Linked DNA regions of Homo sapiens: regions 1 and 2 are each linked to region 3. A link is an interaction called in ENCODE POLR2A ChIA-PET data of the cell type or tissue named here. Cell type or tissue: Panc1. All regions are shown on one strand. Links, peaks and the distances in the headings refer to the core of each region. The heading gives the core; the rest is flanking DNA. Region 1 has its middle 87 kb from the start of HIF1AN. Region 2 overlaps SCD (stearoyl-CoA desaturase). Region 3 has its middle 4.4 kb from the start of PAX2.

Region 1 (6,592 bases), core at 641-5,640, 120 kb after region 3:
GAGGGGAGGGAAAGGGAGGTGGGGGCACACAGAGGGTTGACCAGAACACAGGAAAGTGAGCTCCGAGACCACCAGGCGGACAGTATTCCTGTGGCCATATATTGTCTGTCACAAAAGTTGGAACTTTATTTCCCTTTCTTAGGAGAGGGTTCATGTGATTAGTGACAGATTCGAATCCACTGTCTCCCACAATCACAGAAGTCCTGGGGTGGACAAGCGGAAGATGCATGTGTGCCTTTGTGGATATGTGTTGATCTTGTTGCTACGTCGCTGTGTAAGTGTGAATGTGTGTCTGTCCCCCACCCTCTCGGGCCCCCACCCCCACCCACGCCCCCCTGCAGAAGACTCACAGTGCGGCCTCAGCGGAGTTTCTAACCTGGAGTGATCGCTTTCCTGATTTGCCACTTTAGTACTCTTGTTAATGAATTTTTAATCTTCTTAATGACATTAAACACGGAAAGTAATTAAGGAAAACAAGTTTGAAACTGCTGACTTCAACCCTTTATTCACAACTATTTAATGTAGAATTAATTTGATTTTGCCCATTATTCAAATGAACACGCTACCTTCTCCCCGGCCCCAGGCCTGTCCCCTTGCCCCCGTCCCCCAAATGCCCAAAGACCCCCTGTTGTGATCACCCAGTTGTTATTGACCCAAGTGGTTGCTGGTTTCTGTGCACCGTGTCTGTGCTGAGGGCTGGAGGTGATGACTAAGCCAAACTCCTGGATGGTGAGGAAGGCAGAGTGGCCTCTGTAAGAGGTCAGGAGGATTGAAGGGACTCAGGAGGGAGCCAGGAAAACAGAGCTCCTTCCCCACCCTGAGTCCGTCTCAGATTTCCACCTCTGGATACTCCATCAATAGCTCCTGCGTGCTCCGTGTCCAGTGCACTCAAGTGCTTGGATGTTGGAAGCCTTGGGTATTAAGATGTTTGGACATTTGATGTTAGAATATATAAATCTATAGAATTCAAAATAATCAGGTGTTTGGAGGCTCAGTGCTGGGGTGGGTACCCAAATGGTCAGGTTCCATGATGTCCATTTTGCAGAATTTTAGACCAAAAGAAAGAAACTTCCACCTCTAAACCCTGGGCCTCAGGCCACTGTCGGGATGAAGCTAAAACGGGAGGTCATAGCTGCTTGAAGCTGAGTTTGAAATCGATCCAGGTCCTGGAAGCAGAAACCAGGTCCCAGGACAGAGCCAGTACCTCCCTGAGCCAGAGGGTTTGGCTGCCACCTTCCAGAAGGGGTCCTGAAGCTGCCTCGGGACCCTGGACAAAAGTGAAGTCAGGGTCCAAAGGGGCCCCGGGGCTGTTGATGCCTGGGCCTTCTTCACGCCTGAAGGCAGTGAGCAGGCAGCTCTTCTCCAGGGCAAAGTACTCACAGCTGGGTGGCGGAGCTAGAAGAACAGGTGCAGGAGGTACCCTCAGCCTCTGGATTCGTGCCCCAAGAGGCCTCTCCACTTTAGCCTTGGGTCCTGGACCCCGTTTTGTGTGGGAGTACGCATGTACCTGTGTGGTGGCCAGGACAGCAGGCAGCAGAGGGAAATGGGAACAGCTCCGCACTCAGCCTCAGGTGGATCTGACTTAAATCCTGACTTTGAGCAAGTCCCTGACCTCTCCTTTCTTCCTCACTGAAGTCGGGTGGCCGATTCTCACTCCAAGGAGTTGTTGCAATGAGTAAATTAGATGCCACAGGTGCAATCCTAGCACAGCACCTGGCATGCTGCAGGCCTGCCCATCAATCCCTGCTCCATCACTCCCAAGCCCCACCCGCGGGGAGAAAAGGAGACCCCAGGAATGTGCCAGAGAAGGAAAACAGAGGGCTTCTGGGGCTGGGGACCAAAAGAGGGTCTCGGAAAGATGGTGGACTTGCCCAGAGTGGGGAAGGGAGAGCTGATTGGAGCATTGGAGAGCTGCCTCCCCCATCCTTGAATGGCCTCAGAAATGTTCCTTTCAGTCATTCCCCTGAATTATATCCCCAGGAGGGGTTTTCTCCCTCCCTCCCTCCCCCTTACCCCTTCCTCCTGCCTCTTCTCTCTAAACAAGCCTCCCCCAAGTCACTTCACTCATCTCAGCTCCTGGAAGAAAAGCAGCCCCAGCCCTTGGCCCCCCCGCCCTCATACTGCGCTGAGCCATGACCCGCCTGAGCTGATGCGAGAGTCTCCCTCGCCCCTTCCTCCCATTCCAGGGACTTTATGGGCTGAGACGCTGCTGGCTCGCTCACTTCTCCCTCTCTCCCGCTCCTCTTTCCATCATTCTCTGTGTCTCTTCCTCCCTCTTTCTTTCTTTCCCTGCCATGGCTGGCCTTGCTCCTTCCTGCCTGTCTTTCTCCATCTCTGTGTCTGTCTTCGCCTCTTGGTCTTTCTCACTTTCTTGAAAGACCATGGACTCTAGAACATTTCTAGCTGCAACTACCCAGGACACACTCTCAGGAAAGGAAAAACAGCTGCATCCAGCAGGGGACAATGGGAGGAACCCATCCTTGTGGGAGCGGCACACCTTGAGATGGCCCTGGGGTAGGGGGAGCCCTTAAACTGGCCTGCAGTTCAGTCCAAGGGAGGCCAGAACTGGTGTGACAGGGATCTCATGTCTCCCAAATACTTTGCCACCTCCCCTCCTTGTTGACATCCTGGAAGGGCCAGGAGGATTCTGAAGAAGAGGACTTGACCAGGTTAGCACACTCCCATCACACTTACCTTCACACACCTGCCCCCACTCTCCCAACAAAGACCCATGTTTCTCACACACAACACTCACAAACAGACTACGTGGTGCCTTGTTTACACACAGACACAAATATGCACCGGCACAGACACACATGGATGCAGATGCACACTCACAGATACACACAGCTACCCCCAACACATAGATCGTACACACACACACGCACAGATGCGCACGCACACACATATATACACGCAGAGATCCCACAGGCGCCCAAAAGCACAGGGCAATGATTAATGTCCCCTCAGAAAAAGAAATTATATCGAATAAATTAAACTACTGTGGCAGCAAATTGAAAAATAAGGATGTAAATGAGGTTTGAATACTTAATATCGAAGACAAGGGGGGAATGAGAAGGGATCGCTGGGCCCCCTGAGAGGGGAAAGGATGGTCTCTCCTGCCCCCTAATTCAACTCTGGCTCCTGTCCAGAGACCTTAGAGCTGGGGCAGGGCTAGTGCTGGGGCTCAGTCAGCACCAGGACCCTCCCTGCAGGGCCATTGCAGACAAAATTCCAGAACCTCTGGAAAGACTCAAGGAGGGAGGATGAGGAAGAGGAGGTGAGACCACCTGGCATCACCTCAAAACCTAACCCTGACACTCCCAGCACACAAAGGGACACTTGCTTTCAGGCCCAACACATAGTCCTTCCAAGGCCCATCTTGAGAGAAGACCCTCTTGACTCATCTCTCCCCAGGCCCCTACCCACCCCACGACACTCAAAGGCACCTGAACACCTATGCCTCGCTCAGCCCTCCACGATCAATCTCAAAGCTGCACACACTCCCAGAACTCACCTGCCTCCTCACACCTCCAATGTATCCTAACCCAGACCCACCCTGCACACACCACAGACATTCGGCCCACTTGCCCACCAACACCCCAATGCCACCCTGGCACAGTCCCACCCACACCAAGTATCCCCAAACCCCAGGGACACACACACACACACACACACACACACACACACAGAGTGGGGTGGGTAGCCCATCCCTGAGTCCCAATCCCCTCAGAACTGTGAGACGGATGGGTGGGAGGGTTGGGGAGGCTTCTCTTTAAGCTTTAATAAGCAGGACTCCCTGCACACACAAACAAGCACGAACACACACACACGCACACACACACACAGACGGACTGGCTGTCTGTGGAGCACTTCCGCTCAGCCTCCATCTCTGTTTCTCTCTGCCTCCACCTCTGTTGCCGGCTCAGTTTCCCTCACTCTGCCTGTCAACTGCTTTCTCACTGTCGCCTTTGTCTCGGACACCCCAATATATCCCCGCCTCCCCCAGCTCCCCATCGGTCGCCGGCCCCCGGCTGCTACCCACACCCTCGCGCCCCCCCACCCGCAGCCCCCCACCCCCTTCCCCTCCTCCGCGTTGCTCGCTGTCGTCTCTGTTCATATATATTTAGTATTTATTTACAAGGCTGGGTTTTTTTCCCTGGGCGGGAAGCCAGCCGTGCACAGAAATCCTTAAGATGCTATAAAGCTGGTGAGGTATAAAATGGAAAGTGGTTAGTGCGCTGTTTGGAGATATCTCACCGGCGGCCGCCCCGCCGCCCCGCCGCCCGCTGTAAATCTCCCGGAGTTTAGCGTGCTTGTTGGTATCTGGCCGCCAGGGAGGGGCTGGGCGGGGGCGGGGGCGGGGGCCCCCCCAGAGCCGAGGGCGCCCCCAGCGCAGGGACCCCTCAGCAGAGGCCCGGGGAGCGCCGCCCCCTCCTCAAAGGGACAGGGGCTAAAGGGGCTGGGAAGTCCCTTTCTGGGGAAACAAAGGCTCCTGCCCGGCCTCTTCTGAACTTTGCCAAGGAGACCGAAAAAAGAGGAGTAAAGACCTTGAGCCTGGAGGTACCTCATCAGCACACGGGCTGGGCAAGAGGTCACTGAAGGACAGGACAGAGCTTAGGCAAGACCCTGCCGAGATTTTGCCTAGGTTAGGAACCAAGGTTCTGCCACTGATAAGCGGGGTGAGCTCACACAAGTTACTTCACCTCCCCGAGCCTCGGTTTCCTCTTCCTCAATGGGATCATGATCGTTCCTACTCATAAGAGTGAAGGGAAGAGTAAATGAGTGCATCCGGTAAAGGATTTAGCACAGTGCCTGGTATGTAGTAGGTGCTCAATAAATGCTAACTAGTGTTCTTTGTGCCCATGCACTCAGTTAGCACTTGGTTCCTCCAGATGTTTGCTCAGCTGCTTCAGTCAGCTAGCCACGGCTTCCATCCACCCATCCATTCAGTGACTTTCAGCTGTGTGGTTCTGGGCTGTGTAACAGAGAATTCTGCAGGAGGCAACAGGGTACCCCAAGTCTGGACGGGGTAGTCAATCTAGACCAAAAGGGTGAAAAAGCCACTTCTGGATTAAGTAGCATTGCAGGGCAGCTGGGAGGAAAGGGCCAGCCCAGTCCATCCACCTGCCCATCAGTGACCATGACAGTCCTTTGAGTTCCCCTGGTCTGAGAGTCACAGGAGAAGCAGGCCCAATCTGCAAGGATCAGCAAGACGGGGAACCCCCAGAGGGCAGCTCTCATCTCCCGCTCATCCCTCCCTAGCAGCAGAGCCCAGAGCTGGCTCTCAGGAGCTGTCAGTAAGTGCCCTTTGATTGATGAGTTGGGAAGGCTGAACTCTGCCACACTCCCCTCTCACTCTGGAGGGATGACACACCTGTCATACAGCCTGCACACTTACGTCCCAGCTCACCTGGACACATGTCAGGAGAGCCGGGAGTAATGACAGGGAACTCTTAGGTGGTCACCGTCCAGAACAGGAAGCTCAGAAGAGCCAAGTCTGTGTCACATAGCCATGTCCTAGTGAGTTTAGCTGTATTCGTTCATTCACTCACTCCTTTATTCACTTGTTCAACAGGTGTTTACTGAGGTTCCTGGGCTAGGGGCTGAGGGGGACACAAATGAATATTATTGGTCCTGGCTCTCAAGAAGTTTATAGTCCAGGACAGATGTAGGTCAGGTATACAAGCAATATCAGTATTAGGAAAGCCATGTCAGCAGCCAGGAAAGCTGTGGAGAGGGCCTATAAGGTTCCCAGAAAAGAGAAACCACTGCTGAGGGGGGAGAATAATCATAGCAATAATAATTATAGTAGCCAGCAGACACCTTGCACACATTTATAGGTAATGTTCAGAAGATGGCTTTGCTTGAATCAGGACTTGCAGAGGATTAAAATATTGATGGGCAGAGAGGAGTTGGGGTGTTGGAAGGTGATGCCATTCCAGAAGGAGATTGTCACAGGCAGAGGAAGGACATGAGTGAATGCTCGTAAGTGGGAAGTCGCTGTGTGGGGAATGTTCAGGGGAACCACTCTGAGTCCAATTTGGCTGGCAAATGTAAGCATGGAGGAGAGTAATGGGAAGGTTTGGAGAGAGGGGTGGGCAGGAGCCAGATAACAAAGGGCCCTGAATATCAGAGTAAGGAGTCTGCACTTTCTATAGCAGGCAACGGGGAGCCTTTGAGGGTGTTTGAGCAAGGGAGTGACATGATCAGAGCTGTGCTTTAGGAGAGTTATTCTGGCAGCAGTGTGTAGAACAATTAGAGACAGTAAAACTGAAAGGCAGAGGAGGATGCCTGACCTGGTACCTGATGCGGTACGCACTCAAAAGCAGTTTGTTGGTTGAAATGAAGTGACCTAGAAGAGCCATAATAAGGACCTTCATGGGGGTGGTGGTGACGGTGAGGCAAAGGTGGGTGCAAAAGGCATCAGGAAGTATCTCTGAAATTTGTTAATTGATGGAAGGTAGGGATGAGGACCAGGAAGGAGACAGAGGCTCCAAGAGTTCTGTGAGGGTCAATAGTGAGTGATAGGGCTATTAACAAAATAGGGGAGTCACAAGTTGTTGCTGGTTTTAGGAGAGACTTATGAGCT
Region 2 (5,000 bases), core at 1-5,000, 390 kb after region 3:
CATTGGTAAGATAGGTGAGGTCCAAACTACAAACTAATGAACAGACGTCTCTCCATCCTTGGCTGGTTTTCCCATCTGCCTTTGGGCTCCTTTCTCTTTCTAATCAGCACTCTTTTTCAGTCTGTGTTTAGTGTCATGCCTCCATTTTCTGCTAGCTACTCCCTAATTCTTTGGTCTTCTTTTCCCTCAGAGACCCATTGAGTGTCCTTGATCACCTGCAGCTCTCTGTCCCTCAGGAAGCCCTTTCTCAGTCTTCATTCTCAATGTAGACCAGGCCATTGACATTCCAAGGGCACTGATTCCCTACATTCCTTCAGCAGTCAAGTCTTTGACTTTTACATCACTGACATTCCCTGCACCCAACTCTTTTCTCCATTTCTGCCACTGCTTCGCTAGCAGGGGTCCTCATTACCTAACTTATGTCCCTACCTCTCACTTTGGCTCAGTGGTTTCTTACACTTGTTCTAAAAGCAGCCTTCCTAAAGCACGTCCGTAACTATGCCACATTGCAGTTCAAAAGATGTAATGGCTTCCTATTGCTTATTGAATTAAGTCCTAAGTCTGCTTTTAGGACTCGACAAGAATGGCATTAGTCTCTCCAGTCTTACTTCTTCCCATACCCTATACTTCAAGCAAAAGGACTCTATTGCTGGAACATGCTTCGTGTTTTAGCTCATTCTGTTTCTTCTGTTTGCACTGTCTCTCCCCACACATAGTTGTAAAAATTTCTATCCGTTGGTGGATTCCAACACTATTTATTTCATATCACTTCCTTGGTGTTGCCCATTGAGCAATCTCCCTCCCCTTTGTACCTCTCATAGTACAGAAAATATTCTGCCTTATGCCATGGTTATCTGGATACTTGGCTTATCTCTCCACCCCGATAGGCTACAAACTTTTTGAAGGTAAGAACTAAGCTACCGGCCTGGGCAATATAGTGAGTGAGACCTTGTCCCCACAAAAAATTAGCCAGGCATGGCGGTGTGTGCCTGTAGTCCCAGATACTCAGGAGGTTGAGGTAGAAGGATTGCTTGAGCCTGGGAAGTCAAGGCTGCAGTGAGCCATGATTGTGCCACTGCACTCCAGCCTGGGCAAGAGAGAAAGACTGTTGAAACACAAACACAAAAACAAACAAACAAACCTAGGCAACTAGGCTATAATCATCTTTGAATCTATGACTGTCCTAGGACAATAAACATCTCTTGAATGTAATGGGTTTAATTAAGATAGTCAGAGAGAAAGAAATGGAGCAATAGTCTATGGCTACGGGCCCGTGGGATGTTAAAAATTGGGATTTTAAATTAAGATTGTGAACATGCAAACCCAGCAAATTTCTCAGCTTATATTTTGAAAGTCTCAGGAGAAAAAATGGGGTCCCTAATGACCAGGTGCCAGGGCCATATCCCCACCTCCATCAGGGCTTCACTCACCTCCTCTGGAACATCACCAGTTTCTCAGCTTCTAGGTCAGACAAGTCTAGCGTACTCCCCTTCTCTTTGACAGCTGGGTGTTTGCGCACAAGCAGCCAACCCACGTGAGAGAAGAAAAAGCCACGTCGGGAATTATGAGGATCAGCATGTGTTTCTGAAAACTTGTGGTGGGCACGGTGGTCACGAGCCCATTCATAGACATCATTCTGGGGAGAGAGAGAAGAGGAATGTAAGGCTTGAGGATAGACACCCTATTAGGAGAATCCCAATGGACAGGTATCAAGAGCCCAAGGCGCTCAGCCCAACCTCACAAAATACCCAGGAATCTGGGCTCCAAAGGAGTCATGGAGTTGCCTCCCTTCTTCTCCCAACTTGCCACTGAAGCTTAAGTAGAAAAAAGCAACTTAAAGTCCCAGGACCATAGCAATAGAACTGCTGTTTCTTGAAAGTTATATGGTGGGTGGAACGGAGGTAAATCATACAGAGCTCAGAGAGTTTCAAGAAGTGAGAACATTGCAATTCTTTAAGCAAGGAATGTTGGAAAAGATCCTCATGGGGTACCTAATCCCTAGGCATGGGGAACATGAGGCAGGCAGCCTTGTGTCCTAGGGTCTCAATCAGTAGATAAGCTGCAGCTGCAGGGTGCACCATTCTGGTGCCTTGCAAAAGAGCTCATACAACCCAATAACAAGGCCAGGCATGCAACTCGTGATCATGACTGCATTTTCAAACGACCTCTGGGCTTCTTCATGACTTTTTCCATCCCTTAAAGAATGTACCAATATCTCTCTTCCTTCCTTTTGCTCCACAGGACAACTTTGGAAGCCTTCAAGGTATAAGCTGCTATGGCAGAGATGATCATGCAAATGTGGCAAGTTCTTGGGATATTGCCACCACTAAGTTGGTTTCCTTTCTTCCTCTTGCTCCAAGCTAAGCCAAACGCCACATGCTATCATTTGCCCATTGCTACAGCTTAATGACTATGATGCATTCCCTTTCCCCATTTCCCTTCATTCTGTCTTTGCTATAAACTTTTTTTTTTTTTTTTTTGAGATGGAGTCTTGCTGTTGCCCAGGCTGGAGTGCAGTGGCGCGATCTCAGCTCACTGCAAGCTCTGCCTCCCAGGTTCACACCATTCTCCTGCCTCAGCCTCCCACGTAGCTGGGACTACAGGTGCCCGCCACCACGCCTGGCTAATTTTTTGTATTTTTAGTAGAGACAGAGTTTCACTGTGTTAGCCAGGATGATCTTGATCTCCTGACCTTGTGATCTGCCCACCTCGGCCTCCCAAAGTTCTGAGATTACAGGCGTGAGCCACCGTGCCCAGGTTTGTTTTTTGCCTTAACAAACCTCAATGTTTTACTTAGCCACCATGGCAGCCCAAGAAAGGGCCACAATGTTGGGCTGGTCTATCTAATCTCTCTGTAACTTGGTTTCCTCATCTGTAAAATGGGGATAATAGTACCTATTTCCTAAGATTTTTGTGAGGACTTTATATCAAATGCTTAGAATAGTGCCAGGCTCATAGTCAGTGCAATAAAAGTGTTTGCTCTCATTATCTCAAAATAAGAGTTCACGAGTCTGGGAACATCAACTTCAATCCCACTGTGGTGGAGTCCTAAGTTATTCACTTTTGAAATTTTTTTTTTAAAGTTGGGGTCTTGTCACCCAGGCTGGAGTGCAGTGGTGATATCATGGCTCACTGCAGCTTCAAACTCCTGGGCTCCAGTGATCCTCCCAGCTCTGCCTCCCTAAGATATTTACCTTAAATAGTGAATTTATTGTCCAGTGTCTGCCCAGGAATCTAAGGTCAGTCTCTGGCTTATGTGCCAAAGCCCCTTATGATGAAGAGCCACAACGGCCAGATTGTGTGACAACACAGGGACCTTAGGATCAAAAATATTCCTACACATCAGGAGTATTTTCCAATTATCTTCCAGTTCCCTTTTCCAAGACTCAGAAGTCTCTTCATGCTTTATGGACTTAAGGACTGAACTGGAACTTGAGGTGACTACAGGAGAGAGGAAAGTGAAATGGCTGTCAGGTGTGGCTCCTCTCTGGTGCTGATCCCTCCTTTCTGTCCCCGGATCATTAATAGTGTGGAGGACAAACAGCTGAGCAGAGACAACTTCTTACCTGGAATGCCATTGTGTTGGCAATGATCAGAAAGAGCCGTAGGGGCAGCCGAGCTTTGTAAGAGCGGTGGCTCCACAGACGATGAGCTCCTGCTGTTATGCCCAGGGCACTGACAAAATAGTAGAATACCCCTGCCAGGAGAAGACAGTGGGGGAGTCACCAATCAGTGTGAGTTCCATCTGGGAAAGGATGCCAGAGACACTCTCTGGATGCTAGAAACTGTCTTCGTCAGGCTTTGGGTGAGAACTGGCTTTACCATGAACTCTAGGGATAACCACATCCCTTAGATTTTACCACTTGAAAAATATCACCCCCCAACCTCTCAACCCAGGAAAAAAAGATAAGCTAAAGAATCCCAGGAACTAAGGAGTCAGAAAGGCAGGAGAGAGAATAGTGCTCTTACCACTCATTCTTCATCTTAAAGGCATTCTCCCAGGGCCTAGCTATCTCCTTTCACCTCTATCTAGGCCTTCTCTAAGGTTTTAAGGGCCACAAACTACTCCTGCAGAGCTCAGAACCCATAAGCCAGGGTGTTATTAAAATAACAGCAGAGGGCCAGGTGTAGTATGAACCACTTTGTCATCCCAGCATTTTGGGAGGCCAAGGCAGGAAGATCCCCTTGAGCCCAGGAGTTCAAGACCAGCTGGGATAACATAGGGAGACCTTGCCTCTACAGATAATTTTAAAAATTAGCTTGGCATGGTGGCACCTGCCTGTGGTCTCAGCTACTCAAGAGGTTGAGGTGGGAGGATCTCTTGAGCTCAGGAGGTCGAGGCTGCGGTGAGCCAAGATCGCGCCACTGCACTCAAGCCTTATCAACACAGCAAGACCTTATCTCAAAAAATAAAATAACAGCCAGTACAATCTGGGCACTGACCAATTTGAGAAGCCCTTAGTTGTAGGGGACTCTTAGGGCATTCAGACTATGGCCATTTATCAACTGGTACAAAAAAGCATTTAAATATTCAAGCAGTCAGTGTGGCCAAATCAGGGAAAAATTAGCCCTGTGCATAAATCCAATTTGTACAGTGTCTTAAGCTTTACCAAAGATTTCACGTTCCAGCTATACCATCCACCTCCCCCAAGATACATGCACAACTCCTCTGTCTCGCCTTTGCCACATCCCTGTCAGCCCATACTCTCACCGGGCAACGCTCTCTAGACAATGGTGGGATATTCTTCAAGCTGTCAGTGAAGCACCCCACCATTGTCTTCCCTCACCTTCCTGGAGGCCTGCAGGCTCAGGAGGTGCCAGATATAATCTCTAACTGGGAAGTGGGCTGCTGGGCGTCCCCATATCTTCCTCTGTTCAGTAGCTCTAGCAGGCAGAAGCTGTGGCCTTGATAGAAACTCTTAACAATGTTTCATTCCTAGGGAAACAGCTAGAAACAATAGATCCTCAGTGGCCACAGAACTTAGTTGCAGTTGGAGACA
Region 3 (6,592 bases), core at 643-5,642:
CTCCTAACTGGTTAAGTACAGAATATCCGGGAGATCTTCATGAAATATTTTCCCTCGTCTCATAAATCATCTTGGCACTTCAGCTGATGTTTTAACTCTCTCTCCCTCCTTCGCTCCCTCCCCCCGCTTCCCTGGGTCTGCGAAAGGGCGGCTCGGCGAAGCTTGCGCAGCGCTCTTGCAGCCCGAATCCGAGATTCCTCCAGCCCCCGTCTGCAGCTCCGGGCGCCCCGCGGAAGCGCGGCGGACTCGCGCTCCCCTCCCTCTGGCCGGAGCCTGGGCGGCAGATACCATGGGGAGAGATGCACCTGCCTGACTCAGCCTAACTACTACTACTGGGCGTCTTGTACCCGGGTTTTTGGGATGCCCTTATTCCTCAGGAGGAGCTCAGGCCAGGCTCAGCGGGACGAGGTTCTGAGCCTCTCACTCCTGTGGGGCCTGGGTCCGCTGGGATCCTGGCATTTGCCCTCCCTCCTGTATCCTCCAGAGCCCAATAAGCTTAATCCACCTGCGGGGTAAAGTCTGGGAGGAAAACACTCCTCACCGCCTGCCCCTCCCAGCCCCTATCCCACTTCCCTTGGGTGGCTAGGCAGGTTGGTTCCCTTGGGCTAGAGGTTGAAGACGCAGGGCCTAGCCTCTAAGGTCAGTCTCTTCCTCTTGAGGCCTGCAGATGGCGCTCCCGGGTTTGCTTTGGCCTCACAACCCCACGAACACGCACTAACTTCGTGTAGGGACCGAAGAAGGAAAACAGTTCGGGCAGCCGAAAAGTAACAGCTCCCAGGCCAGAGTGCAAGGGATCTCAGGTGGTATTAGCTAGCACAGCCTTGGCTTTCCCCTCTGGGAAGTAATTAACCCAGAACTGGGGTGAAAGGAACGTTGAGAAAGGGTCCTTATTTAGAGGAGCTCAGAACTAAAGTAACCTTTGCCCCAGGTCTCTCCAAGTTGGTCATCCAGGAATTTGTCTCGGGGTGTGTGAACTATTGAAGGAAGAAAGCTGTGAGTAAACCCCCCCCCTTCCACACAGACACAGATTTTTCTAGAACCAGCTAGACATGTCCCTATGTTACAAGTACCATGAAATGTGGGTGCCCACAACAAGCATTTTCACATGTTGGGCGAGAAGGATTTTCCATTTTGTAGAGAAGGGGACTTAATGCGCCAAGTGTGCTGGAAGTTGTCCTCACACACCTGTCCTTCACATGCACCTTCTGAGGAGTAAAGACCCTTCTGATAGTCCCATTCCCAGGTAGCCCCTGAGAGTCCCCCCTGCTCCTGGGATCGTCTCCCCAGCACTGCACTAGCTGGACACTCACTCTTCCGCCAGGCCGGCTCCTGGCCGCTTCCCCATTAGCTCCAGCCCATTCCTGGGTCTAGAGAGTCAAAGAGTAATGCTCCCTGGAGATTAGGAACCCCTTTTCTCCAAAGCTCTGCCTTCTCCTGGGGCTCCAGGATGAAGGGCTGGCCTTCATCCAGTCACTGGCCGCTCCTCTGACTCCCCCTTTTCTGTTCTCTTTCTTCTATACAGTCTAGTAGAGGGGTGGGGGGAAGCAAGAAAGCAAAAAAAAAAAAAAAAAAAAAAAAAAAAAAAAAAAAAAAGGAAGAAAGAAGAGGAAAGGGGAAAAGAAAGAGAAAGAAAGAAAACAACCCAACCCCAAACACTACCCGGGCTCCGACCTGTCAGGGTTGGTTGCTTTTCCCGTCCGCCTCTAAATGAACCTTTTCTCTCTGGTGTTTTCAAAGCGGCCCTTCCACCCCCCAACCTAGGGGCATTTACACTTCAAACAAGGAGCCCGCCTCCCTGCGGAAATTTAAAGGCAAATAAACTTTTGGGGAGTTGCTCTGATACCCATCTCGGGATTTGCTTCATTAGCCGCCTCTGTGCATCTGATCTGCCCAATAAATCTTCCTTGTGGATCTCGGCTCCTTTGCCTTCTCGGCTCCCTTCCCTGCCAGGCTTGCCCAGGCGCCTGGCGGCCCCCAACCTTGCCTCCGCCCTCCAGGCCGAGCTACTGCCGGCCTGGTTTTCTGGCTGGGCCGCGCCTGCTCTGTCTGGGTGTAGGTGTCGGGGTGGCGGATAGGCACCCCGCACCTCGAGTGTACCCACGCACCGGCGCCCCAAGCCAAGCCAAGCGCGACTCCAGGGCTCTCAAATGCGTTTCTGGGCATGTTGTGCAAAAGTGAAGTGCCGGTGTAGACCTAGTCCACTGCCCGCTGCCCCGCTGCCACCCGCTCCCGCTGCCTTCCAGAAACCCTTTCTCCTGTTTTCCGGTTTCCAGTTCCCTGGCCCAGCGTTTTCTGCCCAGGCGAGAAAAGGCAGAAGCGTGGTTGCCTCTCCTCCTCCTGCAGGGCCCTGACCCGGGGCCCAGGCGCCCGGCCTCCAGTAGCTTGGGAAGGCGGCTGAGCCTTGGTGAGACGGAGGGGGCCGCGGGAGCATCCCAGCCGCGCCCCTCCCCCGTGGCCGGGACCTGCCTTCCTCCTTCCACTTCCCGGGGAGCGGCTAGGGGAGCTAGGACCGGGGTCTGAGGGAGGGGATTAGAAATTCCGAAATTAAATGCATCTCCCCAGGAAATGCTCCCCACAGCGCGGACCAAATTAAATGCATTAAAGTTCAGAGGGGAAAAAGCTGTTTAGAACCAAGGGGAGAAAAGTAGTCCGAAGGGAAGAGAAGCAGAAAGGGAGGGGAGAGAGGGAGAACAGAGCTGCAGCTCCGCAGCTGAGCTTCATTTCTGGATTATTCCCACTTTTAGAAGTCACCACCAAAAAGAAAAATAAAAGTTCTTCTGACAACCGAACTCCAGAGCCGACCAACCGAGGCTCACTCGCCCTCTGGGTCCCGGCGCACCCCAGGGCGCATACCCTCGGCTGTCAGATCCCAGGGAGCCGAAACTTACACCCCAGCCCCTTCCGCAGAAAGGCCTGACCGGCTCCTGCCCGGCCTTTCCCCCTCCTCCTCCCCATTCTCTCCCCGCCCTTCCCCCTGCCTGGCCCTCTGGTCACGTTGGAGGATGGTTTTTTTTTTTTTTTTTTTTTGGAAGAGCTTCTGGTACAATATGGAGCACCATGGGCTGCAATTTCACACTCCACAGCACATTCCCCCTAAAGCTACTTTCTTTTTTTTTTCATCTAAGACCCCCTAATTTCTGCTTCCTCGCTCCCTCCCTCCCTCCTGCTCTCACTCTTCTTTTCCTGCTTTTGTTCCCAATATTTGGGCTCCCTGCGTGAAGCCCGGGGGGCCTGACTCCCAGCTGGCCCCGCCCGCTCGGTCTGTTGGTCCTGTGGAGTCCAGGCGCACGTGCTGGGCCTTTATCCTCCAGGATCCCTCCCCCTTTAATCTAGCTTCCCCTCACAAGAGGTCTTTGCGACCTGCCCAGCCCTTCACAGGCCCTTTGAGGAGCAACAACAATGCAAGCCACTTGGCCACCAAAGCTGCCTCTTAGTGGCACGGGCCAGCCAGGTGGCTACCGCCCATGGGCCACTCTACTAGGGAACTGAAAAAATAGCGAAGCTGGGAGAAACCCAGCCAGCAGGTCTAGAGAGTAAGAGTGAAGGTCCTGTCCAACAGAGAACAAGCTAAAAGGGCTAGGAGCCCCGTGAGGCCCTGGTACTTCTGGCTCAGACCTGGACACAGCCTGTACCGCCTCCCTAGATACCCATGGACCTCCTAAAGGGGCCACTCACCCCACAGCCTACAGGAAAAAGTGACAGCCACTACATACACAGTCCCTTTGCTTCTTTGAGACTCAGTTTTCTCACCTGTAAAATGGGGATAATTACGCCTGTCTTGTCTACTCCATGGAGCTAATCAATAGGCATTTTGCAAACCCAGACATTTCTCTAGTAGATTATGGAGTAAATGGCCAGCTTTCTGAACTCTTACCCTTTCACAAAGAGGTAAAGGAGGGATCTGAGTGCTAAGGTAGGGCAGGAGGTGGCGTTTTCCACCCAACTTCAATCCTATAAAGGTTACTGGGGATTCCTCCCCGCGCCGCCTTCCTGTTTTATTTTGTTTCCCCTTCTATTGGCTATGCCACACCTGTCCAGGTTTATCGTTCTTCCCTCTGTCTATACCTCCTGCCACTCCTCCATTCCCACTTCCTGCACCCCCCTCCCAACTGCACCAGCGCAGCTGCTAGAGGATCGGTTAAATTCCTCACTGCCCACCCCCCAACCACCACCACCAACAGCCGGGTTAATTGTGGCCTCAGGCGCGGTCCTCTTCAGCCAGTCCGCCAAAACCGTCGGGAGGAGCTGGCCCATTGGCGGAGACCTAGGGAAGGAAATCCCGTCCGGTCCGGTTCCAAACAAAGAAAGTTGGTTCTCCCAGGACCTGCAGTTAATCAGTCAAAGCCAGAGCGGACAGGAGACGGTGGGGAGAGGCCTGGCTGGGAGGAGGCTCGAAGGAGGGAGAGACAGGAGGGGAAGAAAGAGGACCTTAGAGAGTTGCCGAGGGAACTGAGAAGCCACCACCTGTCTCTGGGAGGCCTGAAGAGGCTGGTTTGTGCGAAGCCGAAGTCCCCACCTGGCCAGCTGTCCCCTCCCCTCCTCCCCTAGGCCGGGCGAGAGAGTCGGAGGGAGGCTGAGTGTCGCTGGCGAAGTAATGATTAACTCTCTTAGCAGCCGGCCCGGAGCCCGCGGCCTCATCGGGCTGTGGTCGAGGGAGACGGTGCAGGCTGACCCAGGACGTCCCCGGCGTTACCTCCACAGTCATCGCCGCCGCGACCGTGGGACCTGCGGAGGGTGGGGGCAGGCGACAGCCGGGGGCGGCCGAAAGGGAACGGAGAGCAGGGCCAGGGAAGCACACTCCAGAGGCTGGGAGACCAGAGGGAGCGAAACAGCCACAGCCGAAATACAGGGAAAGGAAGGGTCCCCGCGGGTGAGCGCGCGCGACCGGGCCGCGCTGGGCAGAGTTGGAGAGGGGCGGGAGGACCCGCGCTGAGTTTCCCAGAGTTGCGAGCCGGCACCAAATCTACCGTCTCGGATCCATCCGCGGCGCGCCCGCCTTTCCTTCCTCCTCTCCCAGCAGCTGTGTGGATGTGAGGAGCAGGCGGAGAGCGCGCCACAGCCGGGAGCTGGTAAGGCAGGGGGACCCGCCAGAGAGACTGGGAGGCCCAAAGGGCAGGGCCGCCGAGGCGGGGACAGGCTGCGAGGTGGCTGGAGACAAAGGACCCGAACGCAGGGGAGAGGGGACCAGGGGCGAGAGCGGCTGGCTGAAACAAGGAGAGACCCGAGGAAAGGGGCGTCGTGGGACCCGCCTGGGTTTGTCCACTCCTGCCACCTCCGCCTACGTCCAGCCTGGAGCCAGGACGTCCCAGGGGTTCCTGGCCCGCCGTCTTGGGGCCTCGGGTCGGGGCTAGGGCTGCTGCTGAGAGTTGCGGTGGCTATGGGGGCCGTGTGTGTGTGTGTGTGTGTGTGTGTGTGTGTGTGTCCGCGTGCGCGCGCGCGACGGATTAGGCCCTCGGGGAAAGGGGGAAGGAGGGCCCTCTCTGTAGGGTGAGACCCCTGCCCCAGGCGACTGCCAGCCTCTGCCCTCCAAGGTCCAGAGCCATCCGTTCCCCGAACTTGAAACAAAAGGGCTGAACTGAATCCCTCAGGAGCCAGGACAGGGTCTCTTTCTGGAAAAAATGCTTTGGTTTGAGACTTGCATCTCAAGCGTCACCTACATCCAGAATTATTTCTTAACTTTGTGTAACTGTTCCTAAAAAAGAAAAGCTGCAAGGTAAATGTTGGAAAGAAAAAAATCCCTCAGGTTCCAGGAGTTCGCTCCGCTAGGTCTAGACGGGCTGGGAGGTCTAGACCCGCGGATAACGAATACATTGAAGAAACTGATGGAGGGAGGAAGCCCCTTTCAATTTCTGAATCAATTAAGGAGAATTTCTGATGTGTCTCTTTGGGGGCTGAGCGTCTGGATGAGGGGATCGTAGGAGTGTGCTTGAGTGTTGTGAGGGTGTGTAAAAAGTGCCAGGGGGTGGCGAAGGTAGTATAGGCAGACAGCTGTGTTCCAGGCGGGGCTGAGATGGGAGCTGGGGACCCATATCCAGCACCTCCCCCTCCCTCTCTCCCTTTGCCCTAAGCAGAGGCTGCTCCGAGGCCAAGGCCTCCGCAGCCTCTTCCAGCGGGGCCGCCAATCAATCCTGCAGGTCAACACAGCAGTTAATAACGGGGTGAGGAGGCCTGGCAAAAGAGGGCGGCGAGGCATCAGGCTGTGTCTCCCCCAGGCTCTGAAAGCCTGGCGCCCGAATGGGGAGAGGGAGAGGAGAAGTCTCCCAAGGTAGAAAGAAACCTGGGAACTCAGTGCAGGCCAGGGAGGGAGCTCAGGGCCCCAGAAGGCAGAGGCAGGGGACCAGCGTCAGGGAGCCAGAGAGCCAGCTGGGACAGAGCAGTGCAGAAAAAGGGAGGGCATCGAATAAACGGCTTATTTTTGTAAGTTCTGGGGGTATAGGCAGCGATAGCTGAAGACCACAATTGCCCTAGTTGCTGATTCAATCCCCTTCCTCCTTCTCTCGCCCTTTCCTGATGGTTTTCGCTGCTCCGGAACAGGCTCAGCGAGACTAAGTAAAACCCGCATCCTTCGCAAACCCGGCTGCGGCAGTTGCGC

The links. Peaks named below come from ENCODE experiments on the same cell type or tissue, not always from the same donor. Only the 100,000 strongest peaks of a DNase experiment are listed, where the experiment ranks them.
Region 1: POLR2A ChIA-PET joins it to region 3 with 9 read pairs; 2 of 35 experiments call an interaction of 5 or more read pairs at or near these places.
Region 2: POLR2A ChIA-PET joins it to region 3 with 11 read pairs; 4 of 35 experiments call an interaction of 5 or more read pairs at or near these places.

The regions. Positions count from the first base shown.
Region 1 is chr10:100,619,277-100,625,868 of GRCh38, reverse strand. No RefSeq gene overlaps it. Among named protein-coding and RNA genes, the nearest start is that of HIF1AN, 87 kb to the right of the region's middle. In Panc1, for the core only: no CTCF peak of the experiment used is centred there; no DNase peak of the experiment used is centred there; H3K27me3 peaks cover 1,168 bases.
Region 2 is chr10:100,351,063-100,356,062 of GRCh38, reverse strand. It overlaps SCD (stearoyl-CoA desaturase), which reads right to left. Exons shown (of 6, transcript NM_005063.5): 3 at 3,567-3,697; 4 at 1,431-1,636. Among named protein-coding and RNA genes, the nearest start is that of SCD, 6.3 kb to the right of the region's middle. RefSeq lists an enhancer at 986-1,486. In Panc1, for the core only: no CTCF peak of the experiment used is centred there; no DNase peak of the experiment used is centred there; H3K4me3 peaks cover 2,022 bases; H3K27ac peaks cover 1,976 bases.
Region 3 is chr10:100,737,845-100,744,436 of GRCh38, reverse strand. It overlaps a transcript of PAX2 not described here. Among named protein-coding and RNA genes, the nearest start is that of PAX2, 4.4 kb to the left of the region's middle. RefSeq lists an enhancer at 6,022-6,592. In Panc1, for the core only: a CTCF peak has its summit at 667 (motif pointing right); a DNase peak (open chromatin) is centred at 664; H3K4me3 peaks cover 4,950 bases; H3K27ac peaks cover 5,000 bases.